Linked DNA regions of Homo sapiens: all the other regions are linked to region 1. The links are chromatin loops, found by intact Hi-C in ENCODE. Cell type or tissue: endothelial cell of umbilical vein. All regions are shown on one strand. Links, peaks and the distances in the headings refer to the core of each region. The heading gives the core; the rest is flanking DNA. Region 1 holds the start of LOC105378858 (a long non-coding RNA gene). Region 2 overlaps ABCA4 (ATP binding cassette subfamily A member 4). Region 3 overlaps ARHGAP29-AS1 (ARHGAP29 antisense RNA 1).

Region 1 (6,298 bases), core at 662-5,661:
GGAGGTTACGCATGGGCTCAGCAACATGGACTTCCACTCACCAAGGCTGACCTGGCTACGCCACTACTGAGTGCCCAATTTGCCAGCAGCAGAGACCAACACTGAGCCCTCGATGATCAGCCCCATTCCTTGGGGTGATCAGCAAGCTACCTGGTGGCAGGTTGATTATATTGGACCTCTTCCATCATGGAAAGGAAAGAGGTTTGTCCTCACTGGAATAGACATCTACTCCAGATATGGGTTTGCCTATCCTGCATGCAGTACTCTGCCAAGACAACTATCTGTGAACTCGTGGAATGCCTTACCCACCATCATGGTATTCCACACAGCATTGCCTCTGACCAAGGCACTCACTTTACAGCTAAAGAAGAGTGGCAGTGGGCTCATGCTCCTGGAATTCACTGGTCTTATCATGTTCCCCATCATCCTGAAGTAGCTGGATTGATAGAATGACGGAATGGCCTTTTGAAGTCACAATTAAAATGCCAACTAGGTGACAATACTTTGCAGGGCTGGGGCAAAGTTCTCCAGAAGGCCGTGTGTGCTCTGAATCAGCATCCAATATATGGTACTCTTTCTCCTATAGCCACGATTCACGGGTCCAGGAATCAAGGGGTGGAAGTGCAAGTGGCACCACTCACCATCACCCCTAGTGACCCACTAGCAAAATTCTTGCTTCCTCTTCCCGCGACATTACGTTCTGCTGGCCTAGAGGTCTTAGTTCCAGAGGGAGGAATGCTGCCACCAGGAGACACAACAATTTCATTAAACTGGAAGTTAAGATTGCCAACTGGACACTTTGGGCTCCTCCTACCTTTAAGTCAACAGGCTAAGAAAGGAGTTGCAGTGTTGGCTGGGGTGATTGACCTGGACTATCAAGATGAAATCAGTCTACTACTCCACAACAGAAGTAAGAAAGAGTATGCATGGAACACAGGAGATCCATTAGGGCGTCCATTAGTATTACCATGCTCTGTGATTAAGGTCAATAGGAAACTACAGCAGCCCAATCCAGGCAGGACTACAAATGGCTCAGACCCCTCAGGAATGACGGTTTGGGTCACTCCACCAGGAAAAAAACACAACCTGCTGAGGTGCTTGCTGAAAGCAAAGAGAATACAGAATGGGTAGTAGAAAAAGAGTCATCAGCTATGACCATGTGACCAGCTGTAGAAGGGAGGCTGTAATTGTCATGAGTATTTCCTCCTTCTTTTGCTAAAAACATGTTTGTGAATGTATGCACTTGTACTAAGAAAATATCTTTATTTTGGCTGGGTGTGGTGGCTCCCACCTATAATCCCAGCAGTTTGGGAGGCTGAGGCGGGCGGATCACCAGGTCAGGAGATCAAGACCATCCTGGCTAACACGGCGAAACGCCATCTCTACTGAAAATACAAAAAAATTAGCCAGGCATGGTGGCGGGCTCCTGTAGTCCCAGCTACTCAGGATTCTGAGGCAGGAGAATGGCATGAACCCGGGAGGCGGAGCTTGCAGTGAGCCGAGATCGCGCCACTGCACTCCAGCCTGGGCGACAGAGCGAGACTCCGTCTCAAAAACAAACAAACAAAAACCTTTCCCTTTATCATGTGACAGAAGATTTATTGACTTCATATCAGCATTTAAGCAGTGTTAACTTTATGTAATAGTGTTTGGGTTGGGGATTGGTGCATTTCCGGTTGTACGAAGGATAGTTGTATTATGTGAATTGTAATTATGACCTTGTTATTGTCTTTATTTGAATATTATGTATGATCTCAGGAGATGTGTATGGGTTCAAGTTGACAAGCAGTAGACTTGTGATGGTTAATACTGAGTGTCAACTTGATTGGATTGAAGGATACAAAATATTGATCCTGGCTGTGTCTGTGAGGGTGTTGCCAAAGGAGATTAATATTTGAGTCAGTGGGCTGGAAAAGGCAGACCCACCCTTAATCTGAGTGGACACCATCTAATCAGCTGCCAGCAAATAAAAGCAGGCAGAAAAATGTGAAAAGGAGAGATTGGCCTAGCCTCCCAGCCTACATCTTTGTCCCGTGCGGGATGCTTCCTGCTCTCGAACATCAGACTCCAAGTTCTTCAGTTTTGAGACTCAGATTGGCTCTCCTTGCTCCTCAGCTTGCAGACATCCTATTGTGGGACCCTGTGATTGTGTAAGTTAATACTTAATGAACTCCCTAATATCCTATTAGTTCTGTCCCTCTAGAGAACCCCGACTAATGCAGCAGGTATTCTTAACTGCCTTTTTCAGACAAGCAAATAGACTTCAAAGAAGTTAAATAACTTACTATAGGTCATATACTTAATAAGAAAGGGTGGTAAGACTTCAACTCAGGTGTCTTTATTATAAATTCTGTATCACTTCTAAATTCCTTCATCTTCATTTTTAGGTCAGAGCTGCTATAAATCATATACTTTCAGACTGTATTTTTTCATTCTAGTTGCAAGGAAATTGAAGTTAAGGGTTATCACATCCCAACTCCAATGTAACTTTTAGTGTGTATGTATAAAAGTTTATTCATTTAATTAAAACCTTTGTGTCTAAAATTGCTGAAGTTCTGGGTTGCAGTGAGTTTTGTAGGTTAAATTTTGTTAATGAGAGAACAACACAGCAGATGACAGAATTAACAAGTCCACCCCTCCACCCTCTGTCCCAGAAGAACAGTTTAGAAAACAGTGCTGTGATGGAGAGCTGTTGAAGACATAAGCATATGGAATAGAGCTTGAAGGAGATCACTTAGCTTCTGCTCATAATCAGGAAAAGGGTCAGCAATCCACGTGAGAAATAGGTCCTTCATTAAGCCACCCTCTGTGGGGATGATGACCTAAATTCCAGTTTATTTTTAGAAGCGCAATTGACAGGGATTAGTGACTCACTGTGAATGTGGAGTTGGGAAGCGTAGAGAAAGGGATGCTTACCATGGAAACCTGAGGACAAATAGTGTAAGTGAAAACAAGGATTCCCGGCTTCCTTGCTCCTTTGGACAGAAGGAGGTAAAGGTTGGCAGGTTTAACCTTAGTATTCTAGAAGGAAGCCATTTATGATTAGGACTGTTTTTAGATACATTATCTTCTGATTTGGTGAATTCCCTCAAAACTGGGAAGCGTTAAGTCAAAAACTAAGTAACCATCTACCAGGATTATTATTAGGTAGGAAATTGAGATAGATGGTCTGTACAATCTTTCAAGTTCTGAGCCTGAGTCTATGCCTTTGAATTTAAAATGAAAGAGATGTTTCTAGGTGCTGAAAATCTAAAATCACTGCATTAAGCAATTGCAGTATTTTTATTATGTCACTGTTATGAATGTCAGCAAGGAGGCATTTAAACCCCATTACCTAGGAGACCTCTCTAGAGTGCTGGGGGGGAAAAGAATTCTATCTAGAGTAAAAATATCCTTCAGAAATTTAGGTGAAATACAGATGTTTTCAGACAGAAAGGAGAATTAGTTACCAACAGCCTTACATTAATTGAAATTCTGATGGGAGGTCATTAGATAGAAGGAAAGTAATCCCAGATGGAAATACAGAAATGAAGAAAAGGATGAATGCAAAATTAGCTGGGCGTGATGGTGCATGCCTGTAATCCCAGCTACTTGGGAGGCTGAGGCAGGAGAATCGCTTGAACCCAGGAGGTGGAGGTTGCAGTGAGCCAAGATCATGCCATTGCATTTCAGCCTGGGCAACAAGAGCAAAACTCAAAAAAAAAAAAAAAAAAACAGAAAGAAAGAAAAGGATGACGACCTCTAGAAAAGGTAAATATAATGAACATCAACTGTTACAAAACAATACTAATATTGAGAAGTATAAAATTTATGCAGAATTAAAATGCATGACAGCCATAATGGAAAAGGCAAAAAGCTGGAGTTAAAGTATTATAAAGTTCTAGCACTATCAAGAAAGTGGTAAAAGCAATAATTTGTATTAAATTTATCAAGATGTGTTTTGTAACATCAAAAAGAAGTTAAAAGACGGGAAAATAGAATACTAGGGTAATTCAAAGAAAGGCAAGATTGAAGAAAAAAGGATAAATGAAACAGTGGGTTAAATAGAAAGTAAATAGTAGGATGGTAGATATAAACCTGCTTAAATTAGTAATCACATTAAATGAAAATTGACCAAACATTCTGAGTACTAACCTACTGTTGTTGGACTAGGAAAAAAACAAAATCTACCTACATCCTGTCTAGAACAGACACGCCTTAAATAAAGGTGCACAGGAAGTGCAAGGATTGAAAAGGATACACCTTGGAACCAATGAAAAAACTGGTATAGCCATACTAATGTCAGATAACACAGATTTTAAGTCAAGGAGGATTACTGGAGATAAAGAGAGATATTCCATAATGATAAAGAAGTCAATCCACGAAGAAGATTTCAAAATTCAAAATAAGATCATTTCAAAATATATAAGGCAAAAATAGACAGCTAAAAGGAAAAATGGACAAGTCCATAATCATAAGGGTTGCTTTAACACACCTCTGAAGAGACAAAAATAAAATCAAGACCACAGTTAACAAACTTAACCTAACTGACATACAGAGAACACTGTCAACCGTGACAAAATTCATATCTCATTTAAGCTCATATTTAAATTTTACCAAAATTGACAATAAGCAGGCCATACAGAAAGCCTCAAAACATTTCAGAGGGTTGAAATTATTCAAAATATGCTCTCTGACCTTAGGGAAATTATGCTGGAAATCAGTAACAAAAGATAACTAGAAAAATCCTCAACTGCCTGGAGATTAAACAGAACACACTTCTAAATGATCTGTGGATCAAAGAAGAAATAACAGACACTAGAAAATATTTCAAACTGAACAGTAGTGAAGACGTGCCATATCAAAAATTGGCTGCAGCTAAAGCAATGCCTGGAGAGAGATTCTTAGCCTTCACTACATGTCTTGGAAGGTTGAAAGGTTAAAATCAATTAAACTTTATCTTAAGAAGCAAGAAGAGGCTGGGCGTGGTGGCTCACGCCTGTAATACCAGCTCTTTGGGAGGCCGAGGTGGGTGGATCACCTGAGGTCAGGAGTTCGAGACCAACCTGGCCAACATGGTGAAACCCGGAAACCAGTAAAACAAAACAAAATTAAAGAAAAATAATAAAGCTAAGGACTGACTCTTTGAAAAGGTTAAGAAAATTGATAAACCCCCAGTAAAACTAATCAATCAAAGAAGAGGAAAAATAACATCAGGAATGAAAAAAATATTACTAGAGACTCTACAAACATTGAAAGATATGATGATATAATGAACAACTTAACACCAATTTGAAAATTTGAATAAGAACAAAATTAAGGACAAAATAAACTGACAAAAAATCTGGAGAGTCCCCATCTACTAGTGGAAATTGAATCAGTTATTTAAGACATTTCCACAAGGAAAATGTAAAGCCTCACCAGTGAATCCTTTCAAACATTTAAGGAACACATTACCCCAATCTTAAGCAAATTCTTCCAGTAAATAAAAAAAGAGAATACTTCCAGACTCTAAAAGTTCATCCTCACCTTGATGCCAAAACCTGACAAAGACATCACAATATACAGAAAAGCAACTCTCAGTATATTAAAAGAACCGTATATTACTACCAAGTGGGTGACTTTTTTGTGTGTGCAAAAGTGGTTTAACATTTGAAAAATCAGTCAACATAATTTACCACATTAATTTTCTTAAAAGGAGAAAAGTATAGCTATCTCAATAAATAAATGCAAATTTAAAAAAAGATTTTATAAAATTCAACAGCTATGTATGATTTTTAAAAATACACTTAGCAAACTGTAGATATGACTTCCCTAAACTGATAGAGAAACACTCTTCAGGAGACTATTTAGTGGTAAAATATTTAAAGGTTTGGCCCTGAGATTGGGAATCACACAAGAATACCTACAATTACAACTTCTAGTCAACATTGTACTAGAGATTCTAGCCATAAAATAAGGCAAGAAAAAGAAATGAAAGGCATAAAGATTGGAAAAGAAGAAGTGAAATAGTCATTGTTTGCAAATAATATAATTATTACATGGAAAATTTAAAAGCATTTATAACCTATTAGAATTTGAATTGGAGGTGAATTTAGAAAAAAAAATGCTTAAAATTCAGTATTCACAAGTCACTTATATATTAACACCAAACAGGAAATGGAATTTATGAAATGATATTATTTAAAATAACATCAAAACATCAAATACTTAGGAAATCTAAGGAGAGATAACGTAGAGATGTACATCTGAAATACACAAAATATTTTTGGCAAAAATTAAATAACCAAATAGAATAATATATCATTTGTGTAGATTG
Region 2 (6,298 bases), core at 371-5,370, 120 kb after region 1:
AGGCAAGGCCAGGAGGCACGGATAGAAGAAACAGTGGACTTTTTCCCCCTAGGGAAAGAAATGCTTAGAGCTACAGTATTAAGATGACAAATTAAGCTGTGCCATATAGGGTGAAATGAAGCAGGGATAGATGGGAGGTCAGGGAGAAGTGAGAGCACTCGGTGAGGGTCTGCACTGGAGGGGGCATGGGAGGAAGAAGGAGGGGAGTGGGGTTTGAGGGATGGTGATGAGGAAGCGTGGACTGCCCTACCCACCTATTGGAAAACCTGGGAGTTCTGAGGAGCAAGAAGCCTTAGTCAAAGTCAACTCAAAGATTCAAGCCAAGGTGACTAAGAGAATGGCGGTCCAGAAAAGGTCATGGGAGAATCTGAAGGCAGATGTTGTTTTGGGAAGATGAAGAACCTAAGCCGCTTCCAGAAATTCATGAGGAAATGCCCCGTGGACTGTTGGCAATGAGGGCCTAGGACCAAGGTTGAGCTTGGGGCCAACTCTCCCTATAGACAGTGAGTGCATTCTGACAAGCATGGGCTCTGGGTTCAAATCCCAACTCTGCCACTCATGCCTATGTGTCCTTAATAGGACGCTTGATGTCTCTGTGTCTAAGGTTTCCTGGACTATGGAAATGAGCCTAATAAATGTCTACCCCTTAGGACCATTGTAAGAGTACATTGAGGTAATTTGTGTAAAGCAGTCGAAGCAGTGCCTGGCATATAGGAGGTGCTGTATAAACGTTTGATGCTAGTATTACTATTATTATTCTGGAGTCTTCCTTGCAACGGTGATAGCCGAAGCCACAGGGGCAGGTGACGTTATAGGCAGAATACAAGGGCCTGGAGACAGAGCCCTGGGGCCATGTAATTAGGCATTATGTTTACATCATGTTCATTTTTTTTCCTCCAAGACTCCTTCTTTGAACGTGAGCATCCAGGGTGGGTTCCTGGGGTATGCGTGAAGAATCTGGTAAAGATTTTTGAGCCCTGTGGCCGGCCAGCTGTGGACCGTCTGAACATCACCTTCTACGAGAACCAGATCACCGCATTCCTGGGCCACAATGGAGCTGGGAAAACCACCACCTTGTGAGTCTTCCAGCAGAGAAGCTGGCTGCCATGCTAGCCTGTCATTTCCTGGCTTAGTCTTTCCCTATCAGCGGCTGTCTACTCTTTCCCACAAATTTTAGTGACAAATATTTGCGGCCCCAAAAATGTGTAAAAGCTTTCTGCAGTATTCAAAGATCACTAATATGTATTCTCTTGATGGGGAGGTAGAATACGTTTATTGCCCCTTTTGTGTGCCGGGGAAGTGGACATTCATTCAGAGAGTTGAAGTGACTTTCCTGAAGCCACCAAGTTGTCATGGCTCAGCGGGGGCAAAAGCCAGGCACCACAGTTGCCTCTTGTTTCTCACACCTTGAGTCTTTCCCCCCATCTCAACAGTCCATGGTGGTGATCAAGTCATGGCCACTGTCATCATGTGCATGGAAGCTATAGAGTCCTCCTATTTCCTTTCTCTTTTCTTTTCTTTTTTTTTTTTTTTTTTTTTGAGATAGTAACCATTACCCATGCTGGAGGGCAGTGGTGCGATCTTGGCTCACTGCAACCTCCGCCTCCCAGGATCAAGCGATTCTCCCACCTCAGCCTCCCAAGTAGGTGGGACTACAGGTGCATACCACCATGCCCAGCTAATTTTTGTATTTTTTTTTTTTTTTTTTTTTTTTAGTACAGACAGGGTTTCACCATGTTGGCCAGGCTGGTCTCGAACTCCTGACCTCAGGTGATCTGCCCGCCTCAGCTTCCCAAAGTGCTGGGATTACAGGCGTGAGCGACCGCACCAGGCCGAGTCCTGCTATTTTCAAGGAACATTCCTTTTCCTACCAATCATTAGGCAGGCTTCAACATCAGCTGATGAGGGTTAGTGGTCGTTCTGGAGAAAGTGAAAAAAGAATCAGTCTCTAGAGGGGCTTGTGGAGTAACCGCCTGGTAACAGAAGGTCAGGGCAGGGAAGGCAAAGGGGCTCTGCGCGGATCTCTCAGCTCCGCAGGCGCCCCACTCTCCTCCAAGGGACCCGAGCGCCATCTGCTGAGAGGAGAACACGGCCCGCCATGGTTTCCCAAGGAGCAGCAGACACGGACCTCGCAGGGGGCAGCGAACCCACGTGACACAGTCTTCAAGTCCTTTGGAGAGCCCCAGGAAGGAACAACAGCGTGTACACCCTGTGATGGAATGTTCTCTAGGGCGGTTCAGTGTGAATGGAATGTGGGGCCGGTGCCATTCTAATTGGTTCTGTTTCCCTCTAGTGGTTGATCGCGGAGATTTCGGCTTCTCCATCAGGACAAGTTCAGATAGCCTGAGATGGTATCAGAACTCAGGGACAGAGCTGGGTGTGGCGGCCCTGCATCCATCTGCTTTCTCTCCATGCTAACTGATATGGTCAGAGAGCTGGAAGCAAATTCCAGGACCCCAGGGCTCCGCAAAGGCAAACACATTACTTCATCGGCTGCTGACATGCAACTTCCCCCAGGGGTTAAAACAATGTTTAATACTAACAGTAATAATATTTTTGAGTTTTACTTTATGCTGGCGCTGTTCTAATGTTGTAAGTGTATTAACTCATTTAAGCCTTACAACAACCTAAGGACATGGGAGTCATAGTTCCCATTTAAAAAAAAAAAAAAAAAAAGCCCACCATTGCTCTGAGGCTTTTTATGTTTTGGATCCAAAGCTAATATTGGTGGTGGTAATTCCCATGCCTGGCTTCGATCAATTAATCAGCAAATGCCTAGGACTGCTTAGGGTTCTGGCCTTCATCAAGACCTTACCCGGGCTTTATGATGATGACACCTGGCTTTTCAATAGCCATGACTGCTCACCCAGGAGGCAACGCCTCGAGTCATGCACCGAACACCTTTTATTGATCCTCTCCAACACCAGGCTCCGTGATGGCTGAGCTGGGGACACCTGTGACTGCACGTGAACATTTTGAGGCTGGGAATCCCAAAGGCCCTCGGCGTTGGCCTGGGAGCACCATGAAACAAGTAGAAGCAGAGAAGGATGGCAGAGGTGGCCCTCTGCATTAGGGCCTGGATGTATACACTGGTGCTAAGGGGGCCCCACAGCTAATAGGGGTTTGAGTTTGACTGACAGCCCCAGGCAGGAATCTGTGAGAGTTCTCACTGAACCTGGTGTGGGGGTGGCCCTCCTAAGGCATGTTGCTAAAGGCCATCTCTTCTGCCACTGACGCCTGTGTTCTGCAGGTCCATCCTGACGGGTCTGTTGCCACCAACCTCTGGGACTGTGCTCGTTGGGGGAAGGGACATTGAAACCAGCCTGGATGCAGTCCGGCAGAGCCTTGGCATGTGTCCACAGCACAACATCCTGTTCCACCAGTAAGCGACACAGGAACTGAGACCGCCCCATCCCCTCTCCTCACCTCTGCCCCCAGCACACTTCTCTAGAGCCCAGCTCAGGGGTGCCAGGCCTGGGCACAGGCAGAGATACAGACTCTTATTTGGTTTCCCCTATGTTTAAAGTCCTTTGTCCTACTTGCAGTGAGAATTGTCCCTGAGAATATGGGACTCTGCCTCTGCTGCTCAGAGCTGAGGGCTCCTCCCTCAGAAGGGTGAGGCTGCCTTCGCTCTGACAGAGCAGCTGATCGATCCCCGAGCCCCTTGTGCAGCCCTGAAGTACTTCCTCTCTGGGACCAAAGACAGGAGAACCATTGTTCCTTTTTCCTGTTGAAGCCACGGCCTGAAAGGCAAACTTTTCAGGGGGCTTTTCAGTTACTTTTTTTCCCCAATAAGATATCTTTTATTTCTTATCTAAGAAGCTACGCATAGTCATTGTGAAAGAAAAAAAAGGAAGGGAGGAAGGAAGGGAGGAAGGAAGGAAGGAAGGAAGGAAGGAAAGAAGGGAGGGAGGGAGGGGAGAAGGAAGCGAGGGAGGGAGGGAGGGGAGAAGGAAGGGAACAGGAGGGAGGAAAAGGGAAGGGGAAGGAGGAAGGAAAGGGAAGGAGGGAGGAAGTAAATATAGGTAAACAAAAAATTGAAAATAAAAGTCACCTGTAATTTCACTACTCAGAGATAACCGCTGAGTTATAACATTGGTATATAATTTTTTAGAACTTTCTCCTATACATGTATAGATAGATAAACACATATACTTCAAAATGATAAAGAATAGTAAAACTATGCATACAATTTTATAACCTGACTTTTTTTTCAAAAAAAAGGATTGCTTTTTTAAACATAAGATATCAGGAACATCTTTCATGTCATTACATATTCTTCTATAAAATAATATTTAATGTTTACAGATTATTCCATTGTATGCATGAACTATGTAAGCCATCCTCTTATTAGATATTTAAGCAGGGTCTGCTATTTTTGTATTGTATCATAAACACCACCACAGTGAGCATCTTGATTGCCAAATCAAGAATACTTGTCCTCAATTATTTCTGTAAGATCAGCTGCTGGAAGTGGAAGTGCTAAGCCACTGCTTTTCTCGTTGTCCCATCCTCCTAGCCTCACGGTGGCTGAGCACATGCTGTTCTATGCCCAGCTGAAAGGAAAGTCCCAGGAGGAGGCCCAGCTGGAGATGGAAGCCATGTTGGAGGACACAGGCCTCCACCACAAGCGGAATGAAGAGGCTCAGGACCTATCAGGTGCTCAGAGCTGGATGGAGACAGGGCCACAGATGGCAAATCCATGGCTCCCCAGTGCACCCAGGAGGCAGGGGAGGCTTGGAGCAGGAGAGCTTCTAAGGGTGGGAACACCTCTGTGAAGTTACACCAAAAATCTAAGAGCAGCCCCCAGATCATTTTCCCTGCAGAGCACTGTCTCACAGCAGCCTGGGTTTTATTTGTCCTGAGATTGATGTGCTTGAACAGTCTTCAAAGGGTCTGATCCGAGGAGGTGAGGGTTGCCCTTTCTGCATTTACAAAGCCTGAACAGTATTAGGGCTTTGAACGCTATAAACATCTAAGAGGCAGCACCAAACCACTGCTGGGTTAAGGTACCCCCACAATGCCACTTGCCCTGGGCCTTTCTCTTCCTCACCCTCCACAGCCCCTTAACTCTCCCGTCCTTCTTGTGCCTCCAGGTGGCATGCAGAGAAAGCTGTCGGTTGCCATTGCCTTTGTGGGAGATGCCAAGGTGGTGATTCTGGACGAACCCACCTCTGGGGTGGACCCTTACTCGAGACGCTCAATCTGGGATCTGCTCCTGAAGTATCGCTCAGGTAACAGCTGCTGCTCAGTCTCCTGGGCTGGGCTCTCACTGCAGCCCTAGCTGTGGTCCCCACTCTCTCACCTGCCATTTTGTAGCTGAGTACAGGAACCACAATGACTACACTCAGAAGGGGGTTTATCAGTGACTTGGTGAATCTAAGTTCCAGCTAAAGCCTCCTGAGGTTTTTACAAATATAAACAGAGAATCACTGATGATGCAACCTACTTCCCAAAATATTTTAGAAAATTCTCTTGACCTGCAGCCCTTCTGTCTGGAATAATGGATGCTACTCTAGGTGAATGTCTTCTCTGACCATGGGGACCCAGGTCACCTGCAAACATACCTAGAAGCTCCATAGCTGTCAGATGACCACTCAGGACCAGTGTGAGGGTGACCTGCTGGGCATTCAGTGCTCCAGAGGGTGGCCACAGATGGAAGTGGCTCCTCTGTCATGGCACCTCTCAGACAAGGGGCTCAGATCAGAAGAGACAGCAAGCAGAGCTGAGTGCCCATAGAGGTAACAGCACGGTTCAACCCCGTGGTCAAGCCAGAGCTTTCCCCCTTGCTCTACTCACACAGCGTTGCCCCGTGCCTTTCTCTGAGGGTTTGTCATCCTGAAATCCTCATTGCTATTTTCTTTCTTTCTTTTCTTTTTTTTTTTTTTTTTTTTTTGAGACAGAATCTCGCTCTGTCGCGCAGGCTGGAGTGCAGTGGCGCAATCTCCACTCACTGCAAGCTCCGCCTCCTGGGTTCGAGCCATTCTCCTGCCTCAGCCTCCTGAGTAGCTGGGACTACAGGTGCCCGCCACCACGCCTAGCTAATTGTTTTTGTATTTTTAGTAGAGACGGGGTTTCACCGTGTTAGCCAGGATGGTCTCGATCTCCCGACCTCAGGTGATCCTCCCGCCTTGTCCTCCCAAAGTGCTGGGATTACAGGCATGAGCCACCGTGCCCGGCCTGCTGTTTTCTGTTAATGACATCTCCAGTTAGTGAGAGTATGCACGTGTGTGTTCTTTATGAAGAGTATAAATCCAGAGCTTAATGATCCAGAAAATGTACATATGAAACTCCCTAG
Region 3 (6,298 bases), core at 714-5,713, 170 kb before region 1:
CTCAGGAAAAATCACTTTAGTGGACTCTCTTAATTATGTAAACATAATTTGATATAGGATGGGAGTTACATCCAATTACAACACTGCACAGCCAATAACTTAAAACCAAATATGGGACATCCCTGTGTTTAAAACTCACCTGGTCACTCTTAACCCCTTATATGTAGAGTTCCCTGACAACATTTCCACTTCATTTCACTGCCCTGAGCTCCTCTTTCTCACTTCCCTTCTGGCTTTCAGCCTTCAATTCTTTTTTTTTTTTTTTTTACTTTTATTTTAGGTTAAGGGGTACAAGTGCAGGTTTGTTATATAGGGAAACTTATGACATGGGGGTTTGTTGTACAGATTATTTTGTCACCCAGGTACTAAGCCTAGTACCCAATAATAATTTTTTTTTTTTTTTTGAGACGGAGTCTCCCTCTGTCGCCAGGCTGAAGTGCAGTGACATGATCTTGGCTCACTGCAACTTCTGCCTCCCAGGTTTAAGCGATTCTCCTGCCTCAGCCTCCTGAGTAGCTGGGACTACAGGCATGCACCACCACGCCCAGCTAATTTTTGTATTTTTAGTAAAGACAGGGTTTCACCATGTTGGCCAGGATGGTCTCAATCTCTTGACCTTGTGATCTGCCCGCCTCGGCCTCCCAAAGTGCTGAGATTACAGGCGTTAGCCACTGCAGCCGGCCTTAATAATTTTTTTTATCTTCTCCCTCCTCCCACCATCCACCCTCAGGCAGGCCCAGTGTCTGCTGTTCCCTTCTTTGTGTCCGAGTTCTCATCATTTAGCTCCTACTTATAAGTGACAACATGTAGGATTGGTTTTCTGTTCCTGCATTAGTTTGCTGAGGATGATGGTTTCCAGCTCCATGTTTCTGCAGAGGACATAATCTCATTCTTTTTTATTCAGACTTCAATTCTTTTTTCTTTTTTTATTTTTAGAGACAAGGTCTCCCTCTGTCACCCAGGCTAGAGTACAGTAGCATGATCTTTGCTCACTGCAACCTCTTCCTCCTGGGTTCAAGCGATTCTCATGCCTCAGACTCCAGAGTAACTGGGATTATAGGCATGCGCCAACATATATGGCTAACTTTTGTATTTTTAGTGGAAATGGGGTTTCACCATGTTGGCCAGCTGGTCTCAAATTCCTCCTGGTCTCAAGTGATCTGCCCGACCTGGCCTCCCAAAGTGCTGGGATTACAGGCATGTAATAGCTTTCAATTCTTGATACATTTCTTATACAAATTAAGTTAGCTTTGGAGATTTCATCTTTCATATCCAAGGTCTTTTGCTAGACAAAGGATAGTCCTCTCTATGAACAATTCTATTTCCGTCTTTAAAATTAATGTTTTTAGGCCTATTACATAAATTTTCTGCACTACTTGTATAGAATTTTAGAATCTTAATGCTAAAAGTAAAATTAGTGCAAGAGAGGTATTAATTGATAACTGAGTCTATTTGTGTTTTTGCCAAAGAATGAATAGATGTGTGTCCTCTAAGGTCCTTCTCATAACTGTCTATCACTTCATGTATGATTTCAGCTCAATATAATTCAACAGTATTTATAGAGTCCCATTTAGTTCTAGAAACTATACTAGGTCACTTTGGGAGATTACAAAGAAATAAAATTAGCTTCTGCTCCTAAGAAAAGGATATCATTTACCCAGAGAAAAGGCAGGACAAAATGCAGATGAGAGTGGGGATGGAGAGAGATAATTAGATAGTTTTTTTTTTTATTTTTTTATTTTTTATTTTATTTAAGTAGATAGTTTTAAACATGTTTCGGTAGCACTCAATAAATATTTTTGAGTGGATGAATAAATGAATGAAAAGGCAATGGTGTGAGAATTTCAAAAAGCAATTGGAAATTCCAGCCTCAGAAGGATAGTCAAGGAATGACCTGCAGAGAGATGATAAATAATGGCCATGTGCACTGGCTTTTGCCTGTAATTCTAACACTTTGGAAGGCAAAGGCAGGAGGGTCAGTTGAGGCCAGGAGTTCAGGACCAGCCTGGGCAACATAGTGAGAGCCTGTCTCCACAGAAAAATAAATAAACTAGCCAGTCATGGTGGCGTGTGTTTGTAGTTCCAGCTACTTGGGATGCTGAGGGTAGAGAATCATTTGAACCCAGGAGGTCGAGGCTGTAGTGAACCTTCATCGGGCCACTGCACTCTAGCCTGGGCAACAGGGTGAGACTCTGTCTCAAAAACAACAACAATAACAACGAAATGATAAATCATGGGCTTGAAGGTTTACATGAGGTTGTTCAGTACAGTGTGAGAAACTGAACAAGCCAAGTCTAGAATCCCTGGAGATACTTACAGGAACAACCTGAGCAAAGCAAAAGAAGACTATAAAGAAACCATCAGAAAAGAGAAAACAATCTGTCAATAGAGGTAACACAGAATCACAAAAAACTAGAATAGAATAAGATGGAGAAAAACTTTCTCCTTTGGTGGCCATCAAACCAGCTGCTTCAGCAGAGGAAGGGGGAGTAAAAATCAGAGAGAGGGGAGTTTCATTTATGCAGGGAAGGAAAGAAGTGGGTGGTGTTGGCTCTGCACATTGGAGGAAGAAATGCACAGAGCCAGAGAAGACTTGAGCAGGGCTGGAGGCTGACAGGAAGGAGTTACTGCAGCTGGGAGAGAGGAATGGGCTTACTGATGGAGCACCAACCTGCTGGAGGTCAACCGTCAACTGCTGAATCCATAACAGTCGGGTTCTCTGTTGCCAGAGAGGTTTTAGCTTTGGAAAGAAATGGGGCACTGTGTTCTCAGAAACAGCAGAGGGGGCTAAGAAGAAAGAGTGTGTTTTGAGGGGAGAACAGGGAAATCGAGAGTGAAACTGTCCTTCCCACCATCTCTTAGAGTGAGAGAGCCAGGTAGGGCTGTTGTCCTTAGACAGTGTAAAAGTTTTGAAAAGGCAGCAGAAAGTCAAAAGAGATGACCCCAAGGAAATGAGGAAGGCGAGTGTTATCATCTGTGGACTGACTACAATTCACTCACAGCAATAGCTAATATTGGAGTTCTTATTTTTTCTAGGTGCTTGAACACAGAACATCTCACTTAACTCTTAGCACAATCCTTAAGGTAAGTATATTAAAATTCCAATTTTGAGATGAAGAGACCAAAGCACACAGAGGTCAGGGTGGGGGTGGGGGTGGGGGAGAGATTATACCACTATGGAGCTAGGCTTCAAACCAGGTTGTCTCACTCCAAAGCCCATGCTCAAATCTGTCTCCTACTATAGGCTACCTAATCTTTCCCATCACTTCTTACGAATATTATGCTCTGTCAGCCCTGTTCATGATTCCTCAGCCCTATTTCCCACTCCTGGCTGTGGGCCTTCTCAGAGGCTCTTCTTGTATCAGAAATATCCTGCCTGCCCAGCAAACCATTCATTCCAAAACCTCTTCAAGGATTTCTTCATAGGTACTATTTCTGTGATGACTTATTTGTTTAAATGAATCTGAGATTGAGATGCTCTTGCTCACGCATACAATGCATTGCAATTGTACAATGCATGTGTGACAGATGCCACTAGCTTTCCGGTCATTGGATGCCTACGCTTATGGATACTTTTGTATCTATGCTGATGTCAGCACCTCCAGGGGGAGAGGACTGTTTAATCTCTTCCAATTCCTCCTTATCAATCTGTATTCTATGATGTTAGTTAACAAATGCCATTTGCAGAATATCATGATGTTGCTAATAGATGTCCATTTATTCATCTTCTCTATAAACTGTAGTATAGTGGCCAAAATTCAAAAGCCTGAAAACTTCTATAAGGATTTTATTCCGGAGGTCACTTTCCCTAAAATTTGATTGTTTTGTCTGCTGAACTCATATATTTCTAGGTATTTGGTAATTCCACCTTGGTTGCTTTATCTATACTTTAAATATTTCAATTGCTCCCGAGTTGCAAGGCTAGCATTTTTCTGCTTCCTCCGTAGTCCATTTTTTTTTGAAAGGTACTAGATTTACTTGGCTCTGATTTCCCCAGGTATCTTTATGATTCCTAGGAGCCATCCAAATGCTGCATGAAGGCAGTATTAATCTCTGCAGCTTTTTCTTCCCACTCAGGAGTTGTCTTTTCTTGAGTTACTTAATTTATTGGAAGCGAATTCCTCATTGTTCTTAATTTATCACTCTCTGATACTGTTTCCATTTCTGGTACATTTATTGGCCTCATGAAGGCAAGACCAAAAAATTAAAGTAAAATAAATTAAAATAAACCCAAGTTTAATGTTTCAATTTCCTGGATGCTCCTCCTTACCCACAATCCCTTTAAGATATTTAAAGAATCTTGTATCATTGAGGTGTCTTCTAAGGCTGTCCTTCCATCACTGTCTACTTTACATTTTTTTTTCAGTTCACTTTTAAAGCCTCTTAGTATTGTTTCAAATGCCCCCACCCTTTTCTTCTTTTTAAGCGTGCTGGTTTTATAAACCGGGAACCTTCTGTTTTCCCATGGTGACATTTAATCATTATCTTCTGTGTGATGCTTCTTCATTTATTAGTCTGAGCAGTTAATTCATTTCCTGGACACAGGATTTATAAGAATGTTTAATTTGCCTTATTACCCACTTTGTTTGCTCAATCAACCCTTTGTTATAGTATCATGTTTTTCTACTCCTACTTAGCATCTTCATTCCACTTCATTCTACATAATCAACTCTCCCCCTTCTTTTGAATGACTTAGCTACTGTGGTCTATCTTTTTTGCCTTTCTCTCCATGATTTTAGCATCTTGGTTGATTAAAGAAGAGCTTCCTCTTAGCTTTCTGCCTGCTGATTTTTAGGATTGAAGTAAAAGACAATTTAATTTTGGGCTCATAGCATATCTTCTCTCGTGCCCATAATCATGTGTGACAAACTCATTGACTTAAAATAAGCAAATTATTATTTTCATAAAACAATCATACTTTTTTTCTATCATTTCCTACTAGTTATAGGACATTTCATCCCCTTAGGTCATCCTGATAGTCATCAAAATCAGTTTGAAACACTTTTACATGTTTTCCTTTAAAATATTTCATTTTCATGAACACTTTCTTCTTGGTCTGAAAACATCTGCATTTGCTGATACTTGTGTTTTACATGTTCCTTCTTATGTTTCTGATGGAAATATTTTGCTAATCTATATAAGCTTAAACTTCTGTCTTTTTTGGAGGGGCGGGGGTAACTTTTTCTAAACTAATGATGCAGTCATTCTTATCTGGAATTCATCATATTCGTGGCACAATCTCAAAGAACTTCATGGATAAAGATAGCTGCCTTGGAGCTAGACACTCCGAGGCATGAAGGGGTTAAATCATGATCGCAGCGACGGCGACCTAACAAGAAGGCGGTGATGGAACCCAGAGAAGCCAGCATTCTTAAGTCACTTCTCCCGTCCCTCTCGCCCCGCCCCCGCCAGTTCATCTCTTTTGTTGCTGGCTAGTTTCCTCTGATTGTAATTCATTCTGTATTCCTTCCTGCCCCTCTGTCTTGGCTAATTGTTCTTTCCCACACTACGGGGTTTTAATTTCCTCAAGTTATCGCCTTATCACTGGAGTTTACACTTCCTCAGCTCTTTGGGCCTGTCTCCCGCTCACCACTGAGTTTTGGTGACCCTTGCCCGACCGCTCAATTTCCACTGTACCTTAGTTTGCAGATCGCTGAAGTGGGACTGTTATTTCTCCCACTTCTCCCAAGGCAGCTGCATCAGAGTCCAGTCATTTTAGGACAGTTTTGCCAGTTAAGAACTATGTCTGAACTCTGTGGTGATTTTCATGGACATTCCAATGAGTTCCACTAGCAAAGCTGGAAGCTCCAACGATATGCCATCATTCTCTTCCCCAGATCACTACATTCCCCCAAACAGCCGTTTGGCTCTGTTTATCCTTATTTTTAACTTTGAAAGGAAATCTAGCAATAAAAATTCTATTTTGCTCTGAGTGGTACATTCACTGACAAGCAATTTTCTCCATGCTTTAAAAGTTGGAGTGACATTTTGAGCAAACTCACTATCTCAGAAAATGTCTTCACGACATGGTGCTGACCTAGGAATCCCATCAAATGCACAGACTCATCAATTTTCTTTACATTAGGTTCAGAGGAGAATCTTAATTTTCTAAAATTTCTTAATTTCCACGCCTTCTAAAAATCTCTTGTCATTATCGCATTGTGAGGGGAGGGAATTCGATATTAAATACAGACCACTTTGCATTAATTCCAGGGTGTCAAGAGTTAAAGGGAACGCACAAACCCAGTGTTGCTATTTTGTTTTATTTTGCTCTTACAGGATGGATCCTTCCTTTTCC

What was found. Peaks named below come from ENCODE experiments on the same cell type or tissue, not always from the same donor. Only the 100,000 strongest peaks of a DNase experiment are listed, where the experiment ranks them.
Region 2: it touches region 1 in a loop (4-fold over the local background); 4 of 110 quality-filtered maps call a loop at or near these places.
Region 3: it touches region 1 in a loop (3-fold over the local background); 4 of 110 quality-filtered maps call a loop at or near these places.

Annotation. Positions count from the first base shown.
Region 1 is chr1:94,157,550-94,163,847 of GRCh38, reverse strand. It overlaps LOC105378858 (a long non-coding RNA gene), which reads left to right and starts at 2,120. Exons shown (of 4, transcript XR_947605.4): 1 at 2,120-2,150. In endothelial cell of umbilical vein, for the core only: no CTCF peak of the experiment used is centred there; a DNase peak (open chromatin) is centred at 2,847; H3K27ac peaks cover 236 bases.
Region 2 is chr1:94,041,697-94,047,994 of GRCh38, reverse strand. It overlaps ABCA4 (ATP binding cassette subfamily A member 4), which reads left to right. Exons shown (of 50, transcript NM_000350.3): 19 at 902-1,076; 20 at 3,251-3,382; 21 at 4,520-4,659; 22 at 5,097-5,234. Among named protein-coding and RNA genes, the nearest start is that of ABCA4, 76 kb to the left of the region's middle. RefSeq lists an enhancer at 3,137-3,637. In endothelial cell of umbilical vein, for the core only: CTCF peaks have their summits at 2,064 (motif pointing left) and 2,265 (motif pointing left); DNase peaks (open chromatin) are centred at 2,214 and 3,454; H3K27ac peaks cover 3,393 bases.
Region 3 is chr1:94,326,624-94,332,921 of GRCh38, reverse strand. All of the region lies in intron 2 of ARHGAP29-AS1 (ARHGAP29 antisense RNA 1), which reads right to left. Among named protein-coding and RNA genes, the nearest start is that of ARHGAP29-AS1, 82 kb to the right of the region's middle. RefSeq lists an enhancer at 5,092-5,603. In endothelial cell of umbilical vein, for the core only: CTCF peaks have their summits at 2,574 and 2,782; DNase peaks (open chromatin) are centred at 2,811 and 5,491; H3K27ac peaks cover 1,686 bases.